2 separate regions of the Homo sapiens genome follow, and region 2 is linked to region 1. The links are chromatin loops, found by intact Hi-C in ENCODE. Cell type or tissue: mesothelial cell of epicardium. All regions are shown on one strand. Links, peaks and the distances in the headings refer to the core of each region. The heading gives the core; the rest is flanking DNA. Region 1 overlaps DSTN (destrin, actin depolymerizing factor). Region 2 has its middle 13 kb from the start of DSTN.

Region 1 (9,608 bases), core at 673-8,672:
AGATGTCTGGGTGCTGTAGTTGTCAAAGACATTGGGCATATACTCCTTAGGAAAGGCATTTGTTGTATAACTGATGGGGAGGCAGGCTTTGTCTACAGCCACATCTCCTGCAATCACACATTTGATTGTCTACATTCTTCCCTTAGTCTGATCATCCTCCAGTGCTGTTCAACCATGACTGGCAGAGCCTCCTGGGCATCTCTTGTTGGGCTTTATAATTCTTGCTTTAGAAAAGCTAACATGCAAAACAAAGTAGTTAATGAGGCATTAACAATTATGGATATAATAAAGTTAATGTAAATAGCACATTCCTCAAGATGAAAAAATTAAAAACTGGTTTAAGATCTTGTGCTATCAAGATTTTGTTTAACTGTCCTTCAGCCCAGAATAGCAAGTATAACATAGCGAAAGGTAATTTTTCTGGTCAGTATAATCCCTAATTAAGCTACCCTCTTTATTATAGCAGTAGACATTTTCTTATTTATTCTAATCTTAGTTTAAAATTTGGAATTTTTAAGTGAAATTTTAATGGCAAGTGTGACTAATACTGAATATTGATCACATAATTTTGAAATGTGAGTAGAGCAAAGACCTCTTAATAAATCTTTTTTTTTATTAGAGAAAGAGATGCTGTAGGGATGGAAATTTCCCAGTCTAGCAGCTATGACCAGCTACTGTGTATTACAAAAGGAATTTTAGGTATCATGAATATACACACTGGGAAGATGATCTGCCTGTAGTCAAGGCTCTAAGCAACCTGTATAAGAAGAAAATAACCCAGCACCTTAGGAAACACTTCTTTTAAGGTTCTAGGGTAGGAGAGGCTGCTATAGTTGAATGTTTCCTTACCCCTGTGCAGTAGTGAGGAATGGCATATATTTGTGATCTTTTAAAAAGTTTGATGTCTAAAATTAGTAGTGATTACAGCTCAAATTTCTAGTTTTTTAATTAGATGATATACCTTTAAAATGTTAAATATATGCCAATCTATAAGCAGAATTTATTATTTTATGTTTGGCACAATAAAAATTGTAAGTCTTTTTCTCATGTATTTTCTCATCATAGGCCTCAGGAGTGCAAGTAGCTGATGAAGTATGTCGCATTTTTTATGACATGAAAGTTCGTAAATGCTCCACACCAGAAGAAATCAAGAAAAGAAAGAAGGCTGTCATTTTTTGTCTCAGTGCAGACAAAAAGTGCATCATTGTAGAAGAAGGCAAAGAGATCTTGGTTGGAGATGTTGGTGTAACCATAACTGATCCTTTCAAGCATTTTGTGGGAATGCTTCCTGAAAAAGATTGTCGCTATGCTTTGTATGATGCAAGCTTTGAAACAAAAGAATCCAGAAAAGAAGAGTTGATGTTTTTTTTGTGGTAAGCATGTTAGAAATATTGAGCCTCTGTAAAACTCATTTTGTTAGCACTCGGGAAGACCAGTTCCAGCACCAAAGTAATTTTTATTCAAACTATTTGCAGTTGTTGTCATTTAATTTTTATTTACAGGTTTCATAATGTTACCAGGGCTGATGTTTATGGGACCCAAACTAAATTTTGACTATTTTCTATCTACTTGTTATGTGACTCTCCGTTTTTGTTTTTTTTTTCAATGGGGAAAGGACAGGAGGCATCCTCTGAATGTACTGCTTTTATAGGCTAAAATTTCCTACTACTTTTAACTTTCTTACTTATAAGCCAAAACCCTACTTTTCCAACGAGCCATGCCAGGAACCAGCCTTCTATCTACTCTTTTAAATTACACCCCTTCCTTGTGCCTCTGTGGTCTACTACTTTTGAAGAAATTGGTACCATTCCCTCCCTGCTATAATTTGCTCTACAGTTGCACTGTTTAGTAGTGTAGTCACTAGCCACATGTGGCTATTTAAATTATTTAAAATTAAAAATTCAGTTTGTTAGCTGAATGAATTACCACATTTCAAATGCTCAGTAGCCACATCTGACTAGTGGCCACCTTATTGAGTAGCACAGATACAGAACATTTCCATCATTGCAGAAAACTCTGTTGGGCAGTGTTACTCTTAGATAGTGAAACAGGGCTATAAAGTTATTTTTATGGCCTTTTTCTTGAAATGTTGTTTAGTTATTCTGGTCTTTTCAGGCAAGTCGGTATTTGAGATGAAGCTTTAGAAAAAAGTTACACCTGGATCCCTCATTTATTGAATATTATACTGCATTCCTTGATATGGCCAGGAGTAGAATTCTTTAGTTTCTAAGGGGAGGGAGAAATGGTAACACTACCTGATTTTTTTCTTTTTTTTTTTTTTAGAGGGGCAAGGATTCTCTTGATACTTTGGCCTGAGTCAGGGCAAGGCAGGGAGGGACTTAGCTTTTAGCTATGTGCCATCAATAGCTTGGAGTGTAAAAGGGATATGGGAGTAGGAGATGCAGAGGATTGTGGTTTAAAAAGGAAGATAACTCGAGGTCACACCTCACTTGTATTTCAGTAAGCTTTTACTGCACTTGATTAAACCAAGTTGCTGTGAGGAATGCAAATATGAGGTCAGGGTGCACGTATTCAGGCAGCTTAGAGTCCATTGAAGCTGGTACATAAGACTGAAAATTAACAAGGATTTGAATGAAGGTGCATTTACTGAACTTTATTTCTACTACACGCCAGCTATTGTGCGAGGGCCTGGGAAAACAGCTGTGAATAAAACAGGTTAAGTCCTTCCTCTTCTGGCATTCACAGCTGAGTGGCAGACAGGCCAGCTAATGGTTTAGGCTTTTAAATTGGTCGGTATTTCCTTAATTTGCAGGTATTTTTTCTGCTTTTTATGTATTTTGTAATTATGAAAAGTATGCATTCTTATTTTTTTAAATGTGGAAAATAATAGAAGAAAAGGAAATTTAGTGTTAGTGCAGTGGTTTATTTTGCACTGTTACACTGTTACTTAAGAAAAGGTAGAACCTTATTAAAGGCATTTTCTATAACAAGCTCCGCCCATGGCCCAGGGAGCAGCTCTTAAAGTAGTTTAACAATTTGGTTAGAATAAAAGCAGAACAGCTGATGCTTTTTTATGTTTCTGACCTATTTTCATAACAAAAGTACCCACTCTGCTGGGCGCAGTGACTCATGCCTGTAATCTCAGCACTTTGGGAGGTGGAGGTGGGCAGATCACGAGGTCAAGAGATCGAGACCATCCTGGCCAACCAACATGGTGCAACCCCATCTCTACTAAAATTAACTGGGCATAGTGGCACACGCCTGCAGTTCCAGCTACTCGGGAGGCTGAGGCAGGAGAATCGCTTGAATCTGGGAGGCAGAGGTTGCAGTGAGCTGAGATCACGCCACTGCACTCCAGCCTGGGTGACAGAGCGAGACTCCGCCTCAAAAAAATAAAAAATAAAAAGTACCCACCCTGTAGCTCAAACATCTGCCAGTCCTGAGGTTGTGATGGCTCTGCCTCCTTCCCTGGACCTTAGGATTGGGAGGAATAAGCCTCTGAGAGACAGACTGCCCTTTTTCCCAAGAATGGAATCTCTGCTCACTAGGGTAAGGGGTACACTAGGTGAGGTCCACATGCCAGTGCTCATGGCTGTTGAATGTCCTGGAAATATGGCAGCTAAATGGAATTATTAAATGCTCAGAAGTATTTAGCTATACCGTAATATCTTAATGACCTCCAGTAGGCTCTTGGAAACTACAGCTTTAAGCAAAACAACATACACCAGGTCCTCAAATAACGTCATTTCTTTCAATGTAGTTTTGTTATAACATTGAGAAAAAAAAATACTGGTTTTGGTATATGTCATTTTGTTTTAAGTCACAGGCTCCAAGAACTGATTGACAATGTTAAGTGTGGACTTACTGTACTGCATCTTCTCTGTGATATTTTAGCAGTGTGGCATGGAGGTGGGCCTATGGGTTGGCGTACAGAGGAAAGAAGGACCTCCGTGCAAGCAGTCTGAGTGGGAGGGTTTCTGTCCGTTACTAATCATCCTTATTCTTCAGTGTTGCTGCTGAAGGTGCTGTGACACATATGCTGTGCTTCTAACACGCTTCCCTTCAAGAGGGAGAACGTGCTCCAATGTTATAAATATAAAAAGATAGTAATAATATTGACAGTTAAGACATAATTATTGGTGAGTTGCCATTTAGAAATCTTTAGAATCATGAGATTATACAAGTGGATTTAATATTTTTTTCCAGAGAATTATTGAAACGTGGATGCCCAGATCTGTAATTAAACATGTATTGTTATGTTAGACTAAGAAAACAAGTACCTGTGGGATCAAAACCTGCTATTGGAATAGATGAAGGGACTGGGGAAGTCTAAGAAAAGGACTTTTATTTGTAATTTATTCTTTTTTGTCCTTTTTTTTAAGTTTTTGATTTATTCTTTTTTAGAAAACAATCTGAAGCAAAGGTGCCAAAATATTAGCATTTAATTCTGGGTCACACGTACTTACGGATTATTCTCTGTACTTTTATGTATTTTAAAACTTTTTTCCAACTAGAAAAACTGTCAAAAACCTTGTGTAAATATTAGCCTGAATCCAATCCCTTATTAATAATAATGAAAAATATTCTGAAGAAAAAGAATTGGGTTATACAGTGAAGTACTCAGTGTTGGTTCTTTCATTATGGCGACTGTAATCTGATTTTTAATTGGTGATTGTCTTTTGCCACCAGTGGTTCTCTTCTTTTTTCCCACCCTGGTCAACCTGAGTGATTCTGCATATGCCTATCTGTAGCATTTCCTCTCTGAGCTGCTGGGGAGGTAGAAAAAATGTGCAGTTAAGAAAAAATATCTCAGGAGAGTCTGAGGATTCTCAGCAAATGTTTACACAAGCAAATGTTTAACAAGTTGCAAGTTATACTTTCTCTAAACCACTTTTTTCATTTTTGGCATCTTTCTATCTAGGGCACCAGAACTAGCACCTCTGAAAAGTAAAATGATCTATGCAAGCTCCAAGGATGCAATTAAAAAGAAATTTCAAGGTATGTTCTAGATGACCTCTGAATATGTAGAGGTATGGTGAACACTCAGAATGGGGCAGCACCTTTTCTGAGAAGCACCTTATTTTTTTGCAGAGCTTCGGGCACAAGGGAGAAGTGTTACTTGTTTTGAGAAAAGCAGAAGACTGAATTTGACTTTCCATGTATCTTCTGCTTTGTGCTGGTTGCTCTGGGTCTGCCCAGCCTGTGTTTAATAACTATACCCTTGACATTGTCTATATATATCGTTTATTCAGGCTGGTTTTAAACTAGTTTGAGGTGCTACCAGTTTTCTCATGTAGGAGGTGGAGACTGATTGTTTAACATTGGACATAATAGTAAATTTGCTCTTGCCTTTGAATGTAGTTGTTATAATAAAGTTGCAAAAAGGAAATGTACCTAAATGAGAAAGGATGCTCTTTTCTCCAGCTTTACTGTTGAATGGCATGATTTTAGGTAATTAATTCATCTGTGTCCCAAGGAAAGTGCACCCACTCCTGAGCTGGTCAGTTGTATTTGACTTGCCACTGGGTGATTGGGATCCTGATGAGATGGCCTGGCCAGACTTCAGCCAGGAGAAAATGTTGGTATGATGGAAAGAACGTGCATGGGGCAAGTGCCCAAAGGCCTGCACTGAGGGCGAAGCCTGTCTAACTGCTGTGTGGCCTTGGCCAGAACTGCTTAACCTCCATGGGCCTTGATTCTCTCAGCTGTAGAAGGGGAGACTTGGTCTCATGTGTGAGTTTTAGTTTAAGAGTTTGCCCTGCCACCTTCCTGCCATGGCTGTTTCCAAACAGCTGAGTGAGCCAAGGTCACAAGGGCTTGGCCTGATGTTGATTTTGTTTTGTTTGTTTTACTGTCACTGGTTTTTATATTTTCATGGTAGAACAGGTTTGCCCTAGCCTGTTTTACTTAGTTCGGAAAAAAAAATTCTTGCTTCCTTTCCCGAGCCTTGCTGCTGCATAGTTTATTGCTGGGTCAGGTTCTTCGTGCATTTGGTTTGATGTTTGGCAACCCCCAGAAGTGTGTCACTGGGTTGCTAACTGACACTTTTAAATCCTTTAGCTTCAACACTTTCCCAGCCCAACCAAAAGGTTCACAGTGGATTCCTTATTATCTTTATTCTGCATTGCCTTTCAGTAAAGGGAATTGCTTTGCACACTTGATTTGGTGATACTAAAAGATAGTGGCCGGCTGGGTGTGGTGGCTCATGCCTGTAATCCCAGCACTTTGGGAGGCTAAGACAGGTGGATCACCTGAGGTCAGGAGTTCGAGACCAGCCTGACCAACATGGTGAAACCCTGTCTCTACTAAAAATACAAAAAAAAAATTAGCCGGGCGTGGTGGCACATGCCTGTAATCCCAGCTACTTGGGAGGCTGAAGCAGGAAGAATGCTTGAACCCAAGAGGCAGAGGTTGCAGTGAGCTGAGATCGCACCATTGCACTCCAGCCAGGGCAATAAGAGCAAAACTCTGTCTCAAAAAAAAAAAAAAGATAGTGACCATGCTGCCTTTTTTCTAATGAAAGCATCCACTGTCTTTCTCAGATCAGTCCTGAGTAGTTCAAAAGCTGACCTGCTGTGCTTTCAGCAGCTTGAGAAATAATGGTCTTTAAATGATGGGAATAACCATGCAGCTATTTAAAAGACAGTGGCCATTTACAGAGAAGCTACTGTATGTAATCCATAATTGAGCTCGTTTTTGCATTGTGGTAGTGTAATTGTTCTAAGAAAGCAATCAGTAACATATTTCACATAGTTTTCATTGTGATCGATTTCATAAATGTGTAGTGTAATACCATTGAAGAGCCAGCTGTTTACTTTTCAATACAGTTGACAAAATCAACTGTGCAATCAAAAATCATTTGTATTTTTATGTTTTAAAAACCAAGAAAATTTTCTTACTAGACCTGCCTTTTAGCTTTTTAGCAAAGTACAACATATCTTTAGAAAAGTGTATGTCACAAATTATTGTAGAATGTGTTGAATTTTTCAGAGTGAACATAATGGTTATTTCTTAATCTAATGACCAGCACCCCAGAAGCCTCCCTGGTGCTGTTCCCTTCAATTCATAGCACTTCTGCCTGCCCCTTCCTCCTCAAAGTAGCCAGCACCCTGGCTTCTAACAGCGTAAGTTAGCGTGGGCTGATTTTGTATGCTATACCTATATATATAATAGAATATATGCATTTTAAATCTGGATTCTTTCAGTGAATGCTGTTTGTGAGGCCCATCTATCTTGATGCATGTAGTTACAATTATTTTTTCTCGTTACTGTGTAGTATTCCGTGTTTGTATATACCCCAGTTTATCCAGATTAGAACTGGTCTTTTAAAAGTTTGGTTATCTTAGAGAAAGAGGTAAACTGCTGCCATAATTGTAAATAGAAGTGTTGTTTTTTCTCTCTAGGCATAAAACATGAATGTCAAGCAAATGGACCAGAAGATCTCAATCGGGCTTGTATTGCTGAAAAGTTAGGTGGATCCTTAATTGTAGCCTTTGAAGGATGCCCTGTGTAGATTATTCAGTGCCACAAATTGAAAGCTTCCATGTTTAATGTTATCCTCTTGCTATATAAATAAAGCAAATATATTTAGGCCAGGGTCTCACTGAGGGGGAGCTGTCTTGTCATCTTTTAGAGTAAACTATTCTATAAACATATGCAAACAGCCCTAAATAAATCTAAAGTCTAAAGTTTTATTGATGTGAAATTAAATTCTTATTGGCCAAATGCCTGTTTTGATGAGTTGATTTATAAAGATTTTTGTTAAGCTCAGGATTTTAAATTACACAGTTCACAAACAGTAAAGGCCATGTGAAGAGAATTATTACATCTTTATTAACCTCAGCATTTACTTTGTTTCTTTTGCTTAGGAAATTGCTCATAATCTGGTTATAATTTTGGTCCAAATTCTTTATTCTTCCTTGAGCTAAGCAGAATAATGGAATATAATATGTCTTCATAATATAACAACACTAATACACTAATAGTAAGATTAAGTTAGGCAGTCTTCTACCAAATGTGTAATGGAGATTGCCTCAAAATTGTGTCCACATAATCCACGCTCATCTTGCAAAGCGCTATTTCAGGCACATCATTGGAATACAGGAAGTAGCCCTGCACCTGCCAGTGAGCTCGCCATTCACTGATTGGAAGAGTGACCTGGCATCTTGGAAATCATTGTGTGTCTTCAGGAGAATGTGCAGTGTCTTGTAACAACTAATTATAATGCAAATTAGGGCTACATTGTAATCTGCTTTGTTAATGAAAATGATAAAACAGAATATTGACAAGCTAGGACACCTGTGGTATCTTTAATTGTATCTCCTTCAGAAGTTTGCTTCTTATGGTATAATAAAGTATGGAAGAATATTGAGTATATGTTTACTCTGGGCCTGGGAGAACTTAACTTTCTAGAGCAGTTTGTTGACTTGTGTGCAATGGGGAGAGGTACCATGATGACACTCACAGGGAGCCACTGTTCACTGACACTTGGAAGCGGTCATTGTTAATATCACGGGCGTAACACTTTGAACGATATAGAGATGCACAAACAGTTGAACTTAGAAGTAGCAGTATTGGCTTTATGTAATAAAGGAAGCATTTTTGACTTACCTCTCGTGTAATTTTCATGTGTGAATTGGGAATACAGGATTTTGCCTTCCATATGGGGTAAGGCATTGAGGTTTGGGTATTTCCAATAATTAAGAGTTAAGGTTGGCTGAGTGTGGTGGCTCACTCCTGTAATCCCAGCATTTTGGGAGGCCGAGGCAAGAGGATAGTTTGAGGCCAGGAGTTTGACAATCAGCGTGGGCAACATAGTGGGATCTCATCTACTAAAAATAAACAAAATTAGCCGGGTGTGGTGGTGCACGTCAGTAGTCCCAGCTACTTTGGATGCTGAGGTGGGAGGATCACTTGAGCCCAGGAGGTGAGCTGAGATCGTGCCACTGTACTCCAGCCTGGATGACAGAGCAAGACCTTGTCTCAAAAAAAAAAAAAAAAGTCACAACTCCCTCTGGTGAATAAGAAAGTTGGTGTAAAAGTTGGGAACGTTTTCAATGTTTATTACACTATAAGTGTAATAAATATTATACAAAATTATAAATTCACATTTAAAATTTAGAAAATAGAGAAAAGGGAAATTATACATTGTCCTACCACATGCCATCACATGGTTAGCATTTTGATACACAGCTGTGCATTATTACATGTCAAAGACTGCATATACTATGGTGGTCCCATACAATTATAATGTATTTTCTACTGTAATTAGATACACAAATACCATTGTGTTACAGTTGCCGACAGTATTCAGTATAGTAACGTGCTGTCCAGGTTTGTGGTCTAGGAGTAATAGGCTCTACCATACAGCCTAGGTGTGTAGTAGGCTATGCCACTAGGTTTAAGTGCAGTCTAGGGTGGGGAACATTTTAATGTTGATCCACATGCCAGGTGTTTGTGAGACAAGATTATGCTTTAATCAAAATATTTTGGAATTGTCTAGAAAATAGTGCTGGCTGCTTGTCATTCATCCTGAATTGCTTGTTTCTTTACTTTGTAGCAATGCTTTTAGTGTGGGTTTTGTTTTTTGAGACAGGGTCTCACTCTTTCCCCCAGGCTAGAGTGCAGTGGTGCAATCATAACTCACT
Region 2 (9,608 bases), core at 994-8,993, 47 kb before region 1:
AATGTACTGATGTGGGATGTGAAAGAGAAGAGACAAGGATAAAATCTGAAGCTGGAAGGATGAAATTGACATTTACAAGATGGGGAAGACTGGAAGTGAAGCAGATTTGGGGGAAAAATATCAAGATTTCTGTTTTAATTATGAGAAGTTGAGATGTCTATGAAACATCCAAGGGCAAGTGTTGAATAGACAGTTGCATCTACAAGTCAGAAATCTGGAGAGAGGTCAAGGACAGACATAAATTTGGGAACCAACAGCAGAGAGAAGATATTTAAAGTCATGAAACTGAATCAGAAAACTAAGGGAATTAGTGCAGAGAGTAAAGAGAAGAAGTCTAAGAACTTAGTATGCATGGGGACTCTGGAGATCAGCGGTTAGGAGATGAAGAGGAACCAGCAAAGGAGCCTGAAAAGGACCAGATAGGTAGGTGGAAAATCAGGAAGAGTGTGTGGGATTCCGGAAGCCAAGTAAGTAAAGTGTTTCAAAGTGAAGAGAAGATATGACTGACTATGTTGTATGAGATGAGGACTAAGAATTGGCCATTGGATTTAGCAATGTGACGTTCCATGGTCATATGAGTAAAAGCAGTTTCAGGAAAGTGGTGGGGAAGAAACTATGAGGATGAAATGCCAAACTCAACAAGAACAACTAAAATCCATGGAATAAAATTCACAGGGTAGACAAAAAAACAAAAACAAAAATCCTCAATGAAAGAACAATTACTTCAATCAACAACTTCAACAAATATTTAGTGTTTATCATCTATGTGCCAAGTGACATTCGAAAAATTCATTGGCAATTCAGTGATGAAGAAAACAAAGTACCTATACTTATGGAGCAGATATTCTATTAGGGTTAAAGAGACAGTAAACAACTAAACAAATATACAGTGTGTCAGTTGCTGATAAGTGCTTCAAAAATCATACAGAACAGAAAGAGGATAGACAGTGGAGGCAAGTGGGGTGGCAAACTACTTTAGATAAGGTGATCATCAAGGCCTTTCGGATTTATTAGTAGAGAGCTCATCTTATACCAGTTAGAATTGGGATCTTTGAAAAGACCTGTTAAAAATATATAAACATATATATATATATATATACACACACACACACACACACACACACACACATATATATATATACACATATATATACATATATATACACATATATATACATATATATATATACACACATATATATTTCTGATGGCAAGTCTGAGTAAATACAAGAGAAGTCACAATTTAATTATCTTTGGCACAAAGATAATTAAACTACAGTTGCAGATGGCATATTTTTAGCATTAGGGAATAGAAACTATTATGTACAGTATTATGTCCCCCAAATTTAAAATCTACATAAAATGCATGATTTTCTAGAAAAAAAGACAAAGTGCCAAAGTTGACTCAAGAAATAGAAAACTTGAGAAGAACAAAAGAAAATATAAAAATTAGTTTAAGGCTGACTTTGTTAGATTTATGTTTAAGATCAGGTCTAAGGACCTGCTGGTTTCTCAGGCCAATACTATCAAAGCTTTAAGGTACAGGTAAGTCTTGCCTTATATAACTTGTTCAGAGAAAAGGCAAAGAAGGAAATAGTCCCAATTTATTCTTTATTTTGTGTTTTCACAAACACAAAACCAAAATAAAACATAGGCCTTCCTTGTGAAAATAAATGTAAAGATCCTAAGTAAATGACTAATAAACCATATCTAGCAGTAGTTCCAGAGAACACACCTCAAGCCCGAGCAGAATGTATCATAGAAGGCCACAATTGTTTGGCATTAGCGAATCCATTAATATAATTTACTACATTAACAAATTAAAGGAGGGGAACACCTAGTTAATGAAACTAAATACCCACCACTGATGAAAAGTCTTACAAAAATAAGACAAGAAATTTATTTGACATATTAAAGGATATCTGCCAGAAGCCTAACAGAAAGAGCAGAACAGATGATGGAATATTAGATGCTTTTCCACCAAAGTCAGGAACAAGATAAGGATCGCCACCAGTCAGCATTATGCTTCCAAACCTAACCCATGCAATGACAAGAATTAGAAATTAGTTATAAAAATTAGAAACAAAGAAATAGAACTCTCATTTGTTGCTTATATCTCATTCCCATAACGTCTAAGAAAATTAAGAGGAAAAGTATTAGAATTAATGAGGGCTCAGTAAGATGGCTGGCTATAAGACTAATAAACAAAATCAAATGTTTGTCTTTAATAAACAATAATGAATTATAATTAACTAAAAATCACAAAATACCTTGAAATAATCTAATTAAGCCATGCATAGACTCTACATGAAGAAAAGTAGGCCAGGTGCAGTGGCTCATGCCTGTAATCCCAGCACTTTGGGAGGCCGAGGTGGGAGAATCACATCAGCCCAGGAGTTTGAAACCAGCCTGGTCAACAAAGTGAGAACCTGTCTCTACAAAAAATTAAAACAAATTAGCCAGGCATGGTGGTGCATGCCTGTGGTCCCAGCTACATGGGAGGCTGTGGCAGGAGGATCTCTTGAGGCTGCAGTGAGCTGTGTTCGTGCTGTTGCGCTCCAGCCTGGGTGACAGAGTGAGATCCTATCTCACAAAAAAAAAAAAAAAAAAAAAAAGAATAGTACAAAGTTTTACTGAGAGTCACAAAGGAATGCCCAAACAATTACAGAAACATGGCCGGCAGTGGTGGTTCATGCCTGTAATCCCAGCACTGTAGGAGGCCAAGGTGGGCAGATCACCTGAGGTCAGGAGTTGGACACCAGCCTGACCAACATTGTGATGTCCTGTCTCTACTAAAAATAGAAAAATTAGCCAGGCATGGTGGCCCACACCAGTAATCCCAGATACTTGGGAGGCTGAGGCATGAGAATCGCTTGAACCCGGGAGGCAGAGGTTGCAGTAAGCTGAGATTGTGCCACTGCACTCCAGCCTGGGCAACAGAATGAGACCCTGTCTCAAAAAACAAAACAAAATAAACAAACAAAACAATAAGAATTACAGAAACATGCCATGTTCACAGGTGAAAAGAATCAATATTGTAAAGATAATGGATTCCCCACAAATTGATGATTAAAAACTGTGCAATACCAATCAAATACCATCAAGATTTTTAAATAGAACTTCACAAGAAGATTGTCAAATTCATATGAAAGAGAAAATGTATAAGGATAACTAAGGACAATTTTTACAAGAAGAACAAGGGCCCATCAAATATTTAAAATATACAATAGAGCCAGAGTAATGAAAAAGGTGATATTTGTATAAGAATGAAGAAATCAGTGGAGAGAATAGAGCAAGCAATAGACCCATGTTGGTCCATTTCTACATGGGAATGGAATAGATGGTAAAAATGACATTTTATACCAATGGGAAAGGATAAGCTAGTTAGACAAAAAGTTTTGGGGAAAATGGATATATATTTGAGAAAAAATAAAGTTAGGTATCTCACAATATATAAAACTAATTCCAAATGAAATCTTGGTGGTAGAAAGGCTTTCTTAAGCAAAATTTAAAATACAATCATCAGCCGGGTGCAGTGGCTCGTGCCTGTAACCCCAGCACTTTTGGAGGCCAAGGCGAGAGGACTGCTTGAGGCCAGGAATTTGAGACCAGCCTGGGCAACATAGCAAGACTCTACAAAAAAATACAATAGTTAGCTGGGCATGGTGGTGTGTGCCTGTATTCCCAGCTACTTGGGAGACTGAGGTGGAAGGATCTCTTGAACCCAGGAGTTTGAGGATGCAGTGAGTTAATGATCACACCACTGCACTCCAGCTTGGGTGACAGACTGACAGCCTATCTCTAAAAAAGAAAAAATTAAAAATAATAATAAAAAAACACAGGAACACAAAACTATCTATTACTATCTATTGATCTATCTATCTATCGTGTGTGTAAATAAGCAAAACCTGGAAGGACAGACTTTGTTCTGCACATTTTAAACCAGTAGTAGAGCTTAAATTTGGTGAGGAGGGAAAGAATTGCAGGGGAGTGAAGGTGACATTTTTCTACCCAGAGTTTTTTTTTTAATAAGAAGACATTCCCAGATAATTTATATAATTAAATTTTTTAAAACGACCTCTTTATTATTATATAAATATGTGGCAGGAAAATTAATAGGGAACATTTATTTTCTTTCTTAGACATTTTCAACATTTTTTTCCCCTGATAAATCTGTATTTTTTTAATAGCCAGAAAAAATGCACCAAAGTGGTTTCCCTTCTGAAATTATTTTTAATGGTGTTTGGCTCACAGCAGAATGATCCAGGCCCATCCGTGTCCTGGCTCAGGGCCCAGGCTCTCTCCCTGGCAGCCAGCGAGGTGATCTTGCCAGAGCTATCCCAACTGCTGCCTCCCTGGCTGCCAGCATCACCTTGGCTACCTGCAGAGACACTCCTGCCACTGCCTCACTGGTGGGGAGAGCTCCCTCCTGTTGCAACACTGATTAATATAAGATGAGTGGAAAAGCAAAGGGAGGGCAAATACAGAGGGCCAGGCCGTGCAAAGGAGAAGTCCGTTTCTGCAGCATTGATACCAGGTCCCACGTCAATCTCTCTGAATAATCTGGCCCTCGCAGTTTCTCTTTGGAGAAATTTGAGATACGCTTCCCAGCAGCTGGGTCAAAGGGCCTTTGAATACAGCGCCTCATTGCATATCCCTTCCCACCTGCACTGGTGTTGCAGACCATGGGGGGCACCTCATCTCTCCCCTACCTCAAGGGGGCTTCTCTGCAGGAGCTTACAGAATGGCTTTAGCTTTCTCTGCCCCCCTATGTCCCCTACAACGTATTCTAGTGACTCAGTCCTGGGCCCTCCTGGCTCAAGGGAAGTCCATATATCCATGAGTGGTTGTAGGAGGGTTGCCGGCATGACCCAGCTAACTTACTGAATCACCTTTTCAGATTTGGTGCCTTCTTCCAGGTCTCTTGCCTGGGACCTTCATGCGCCTAACAGTCTCTTTTGCTGTTTTATTTGAAGCATAGAATTGTAGCCTGAGTCTTTCCTCAGTTTATTTTGTGATTGATCCTCCTTACCAAGTGTTTATCGTGGTTCCAGTGTGTGTGTTGGGGGGTGATTCTAAAGAACACTGCTTGTGAGTCACGCTGCTCTGTTAATAAACCTGTTATGCAGGAAAACCCAGCTGAAAGGCAGATCCAAGCTGCTCACTCCCAGCTGTTAGTAAGTGGATACAATGGCCTTTTCATTGGGTATGAATTTTAGTCTATTATATTTTCTTTAGAAACTAAAATCAGCTCATGAGAAGTTAAAGTAATGCTGACTTTGTTTCATAAGAAATAAAAACTCGACTCAGGAGGACCCCAGCCATTATTTGTGGCTCACATTCTCTAAACTTCATCTGAAAAGCTGATATTCCAGATTCCTTACATCTCTCCAAGATGGCTAGCATCTTATACACACAAAGATGGGGGGGGGTTTTACTCAGCAAGAAAAATATTTATTTTCCTTTTTTTTTTTAGGAGAAAAATACTTGTCTCTTCAACCTCATTAATTTTTATGATGCGTAAAATTTTTTCATTACATTAGCCAAAAAGACTCTGGACTGAATAAAGTATAGCACCCAAACCATTTAAAATGGCTTCCTGACTGGGAAGACACTGCAGTCATCTCAGGGAAGTTTCTGGCCTTGGGAAAAACAAATGGAACTTTGGCCGTTCAAGAAGGGAAACTCAAGAATCCAGGCCTTGCGTGCTGCTCTTTTTTCTCTGAAAGCTTTTGGAAGTGGAGCCACACTTTATTTACCGAATATGCACTTCTTGTTTCTTGTAACCATGGTGCTTTAGTTGAGTGTGTCTTATGTCAGACTACTACTGAGCCAATATTTATCATTTTAGAAATTTCCATGAGTCATAAAACAAATGTGCAACCCGCTTGCTGTACCTTCTACGGGAGTTTCTTTCCTAGAGTTCTTTAAAGCAAAAAGAAAAAATGCTAAACCTAGAATCCAACACTTGCCGTTTATCAGAACACTTACATACTTTCTCCAGCATGGAGGCTCCTTCTGTGAAATTTGAAAATCCATTCAGCTCACATCCAAGGTGTGCTGCCTGCTGCCTGAGGTACCCTGCCTACCCAGGACTCCAAAACCCTCTCCAGAGGGCCAGGTCTGGGCTGAGAAAGAAAGGAGGCTTTAGAGGTTTGCAGAGAGGAAGTGACTCACTGGCTCAAGGGGTGGGAGGGAAGGCTTTCCACAGGATAGAGAATATAAATGAGCAAGCAATTCCTTCCACTTCCAGCATGGAAAATTTTACTAGGGGACCACCTCTTAATGACTGGGCCTGAATTTAGTGACCACTCACCTCCACTCCCCCTTCCAAAAAGAAGAGTAAAGAAAAAAAAAAAAGCAGGACCAATTGCAAGATGTGATGTTGTTTGCCTCATTTACACGTAAGGATGTTGAAGCTAATGCTGTTTGATCTCTTGTGTCAATCAGCTCCCTTTGCCCAGACATGGATAGTTGGGAGAACCACATTAAGTCTACAATCTAGAAAACTACAGCAATTTATTGCTTTTGCCATTAAAAAACAACAACAACAACAACAACAAAAACAAGTCCTCTAGAGCCCTGTTTTGTCTAGAGCCCAAGGCCTAGAGTTTATAAATCAAAATTTAAGAGACTGCGTTAGTATTACTAGAACAGGATACTTCACGAATTGCTAAGACTGTGCCAGGCACTCAGTATCTCTTCTGTGGAGTGCAAGCATCACCTTTTAGAGTTAAAAGGGTCAAATTAGTCAACATCTTGAGTTTACAGGTGAGGACAAGGAGTCCCAAAGGGGTGCACCTTGCAGAGGTCCTATGGCTACTTAACAGTAGGGCTAGGCAAGACTAGAATTTGTGTCATCCAGAGCACGAGTCCCCACCCCTGGGCCATGAACCAGTATTGGTCTGTGGCCTGTTAGGAATGCGGCGAGTGAGCATGACCACCTGAGCTCCACCTCCTGTCAGATCAGCGGCGGCATTAGATTCTCATAGGAGTGGGAACCCTATTGTGGACTGTGCATGCAATGAATCTAGGTTGCACGCTCCTTGTGAGAATCTAACTAATGCCAGATGATCTGAGATGGAACAGTTTCATCCTGAAACCAATCCCCCGCCAACCATCCCCCTGCCACCCCGTCTGTGGAAAAATTGTCTTCCACAAAACCAGTCCTTGATGCCAAAAATGTTGGGGACCTCTTATCTAGAGTCAAATACCTCACCGAAGGACTGGCAGTGGAAATATTGGAGCAAAACAGTTACAGTAAAAGGCACTCAAATTTCAAATCATGACCATTGGCCTTTGGCTATCTGTTTTTGGTGTTTGTTTTCCTTGAATACAACTCAGAGTTCCCTCATCAGGAAGAGCTGGGTTTCTTTGGCTGAACCATCATTTGACATCCCTCCTGCTACCCCCGAGAAGACAGGAAAATTAGGAGGTAAGCCAGAGCAGACCCCAAAGAAAATAAAAAAACAGGGAGGAAACCCATTACATATCTACATCTATCTTATGTATCTTGGTCCATAGGGTCTAATTTTTTTTGGTAGGACATCAGGCATTCTCTTCCTCCAAATATCCAACTTTGAATAAACCCTCCAGCCATCTCTTCCATATTCATATTTGCCAACATAAGTGACGAATGATGTCATTAACAAACACTCACTTCCTTCCTCTGTGGATGCTCCACTCATCAAAGATCCAGTAACATCTCCCTGGTGTGATCTGCTGCACCAGGTAGGATCCTGAGAATTCCCAAGGGAACTTGGGCCAAGTTTATCTTGGCATTTCTGTTTTCACTTGTGATCTCCTTATTCATCTTCATATTCCTGGTAGCTAACATGGCCGCAGCTGGCACACAGTAGGACCTCAGGAAACATCCTCAAATCTAAATGAAAAAATGTTCAGTTAGATTTGACAGTGGCTTCCCATTGTGAATATAAACAAGTTGCCCACCTGCATGCACTGGTATCACCTCCATATCCCAGCAGGGCTTCAGCACTGCCCTGACATTACCTGGCAGCCTCTGGGGTGGGCGCTTTGCTGGTTCTGAGTTTTTCCTGCCCTGTAGTTGCAGCGGGTGAGGCAGAAGTCTGCAGGGAATAATGGGACGAGCTGGGGAAAAATGAGTCCCAACCAGAGAGCTTGCCACAACCAGCCCATTGCTGTCTGTGACATGCTTTTTCCTCCTCTGACTGTCACTTTCCTCCCTTTCTTAACCACCGTGTGAAACAGTCCTTTCATTTTTTCTAAAGTGACTTATTCTGAGCTTTTAGAAAAACTCTCTTGTTTTTACATGTTAAGGTTTACTGTGAAATTTCTAGTCTCTTCATTCCTATCCTTCATGATTTTATGACTTGTGATTACACTCAATCCTACATGCTGAAGAGTCTGAACTCATTTCATCTATCCTTAAAAAAATGCTTGATTTCCTTGTTTTCCCCTTTCTGAATATTTTGTGGTTCATTTTTCTTTCTCCGGAAGTACAACAACCGGATCAGAAGTGTAAAAAGAATGTATCATGGAGGTTGGGCATGGTGGCTCATGCCTGTAATCCCAGCACTTTGGGAAGCCAAGGCAGGCAGATCACGAGGTGAGGAGATGGAGGCCATCCTGGCTAACACAGTGAAACCCCGTCTGTACTAAAAATACAAAAAAATTAGCTGGGCGTAGTAGTGGGTGCCTGTAATCCCAGCTACTCGGGAGGCTGAGGCAGGAGAATCGCTTGGACCCGGGAGGTAGAGGTTGCAGCGAGCCCAGATCGCACCACTGCACTCCAGCCCAGGCAACAGAGCGAAACTCCGCCTCAAAGAAAAAAAAAAAAAGAATGTATCATGCTTATGAAAAATGGAAGACAACTTGGAGAGATCCCCAGGATATAGTGCTGAATGAATGAATAAAAACAGGCTGCATTTCTGCATGTATTGTTCAGACCGTTTGTGTTTTACAAAATGCTATATTTTATAAAGTTCTGAAAGGCTCTGTGTTGATGAGAGGTGTGATGCCCACTCTGACCTTGATGTGTGTATGTGTGTATGCAAGGAACCGTGGGACTGTTCATTTATCCTTGCACTGGATTTGCTTTTTAGAACATTTCCCAAAAACTTTCTTGAAATATTTAATTTATTAGATGGGCTTCAGGGCAGTTCATGAGCTCCCTAAGGTTATAGGCCAAGCTTTGTGAGTAGAAACAAATGTCCGTCTTTCTAGAGAGAGGTTTTATACTTTTTTTTAATTTGTTTTGTTTTGAGATGGAGTCTTACACTGTCACCCAGGCTGGAGTATGACGGCGCGATCTCGGCTCACTGCAACCTCTGCCTCCTGGGTTCATGCGATTATCCTGCCTCAGCTTCCCAAGTAGCTGGGATTACAAGCGCACACTACCACATCTGGCTAATTTTTTGTATTTTTAGTAGAGATGGGGTTTCACTATGTTGGCCAGACTGGTCTCGAACTCCTGACCTCGTGATCGGTCCGCCTCGGTCTCCCAAAGTGCTGGGATTAGAGGCATGAGCCACCGCGCCCGGAGGATTTATACTTTTTATAAGAATCCCAGGCCGGGAGCGATGGCTCACGCCTGTAATCCCAGCACTTTGGAGGCCAAGGCAGGCGGT

Evidence for each region. A loop is a pair of places that touch in the nucleus more often than their neighbours do. Peaks named below come from ENCODE experiments on the same cell type or tissue, not always from the same donor. Only the 100,000 strongest peaks of a DNase experiment are listed, where the experiment ranks them.
Region 2: it touches region 1 in a loop (4-fold over the local background); 10 of 110 quality-filtered maps call a loop at or near these places.

What each region holds. Positions count from the first base shown.
Region 1 is chr20:17,599,673-17,609,280 of GRCh38, forward strand. It overlaps DSTN (destrin, actin depolymerizing factor), which reads left to right. Exons shown (of 4, transcript NM_006870.4): 2 at 1,066-1,373; 3 at 4,883-4,959; 4 at 7,365-9,608. The coding sequence ends at 7,474. It also overlaps the pseudogene LOC100286962. Among named protein-coding and RNA genes, the nearest start is that of DSTN, 34 kb to the left of the region's middle. RefSeq lists an enhancer at 2,826-3,327. In mesothelial cell of epicardium, for the core only: no CTCF peak of the experiment used is centred there; no DNase peak of the experiment used is centred there.
Region 2 is chr20:17,552,697-17,562,304 of GRCh38, forward strand. It overlaps a transcript of BFSP1 not described here. Among named protein-coding and RNA genes, the nearest start is that of DSTN, 13 kb to the right of the region's middle. RefSeq lists an enhancer at 4,540-5,255. In mesothelial cell of epicardium, for the core only: no CTCF peak of the experiment used is centred there; a DNase peak (open chromatin) is centred at 4,415.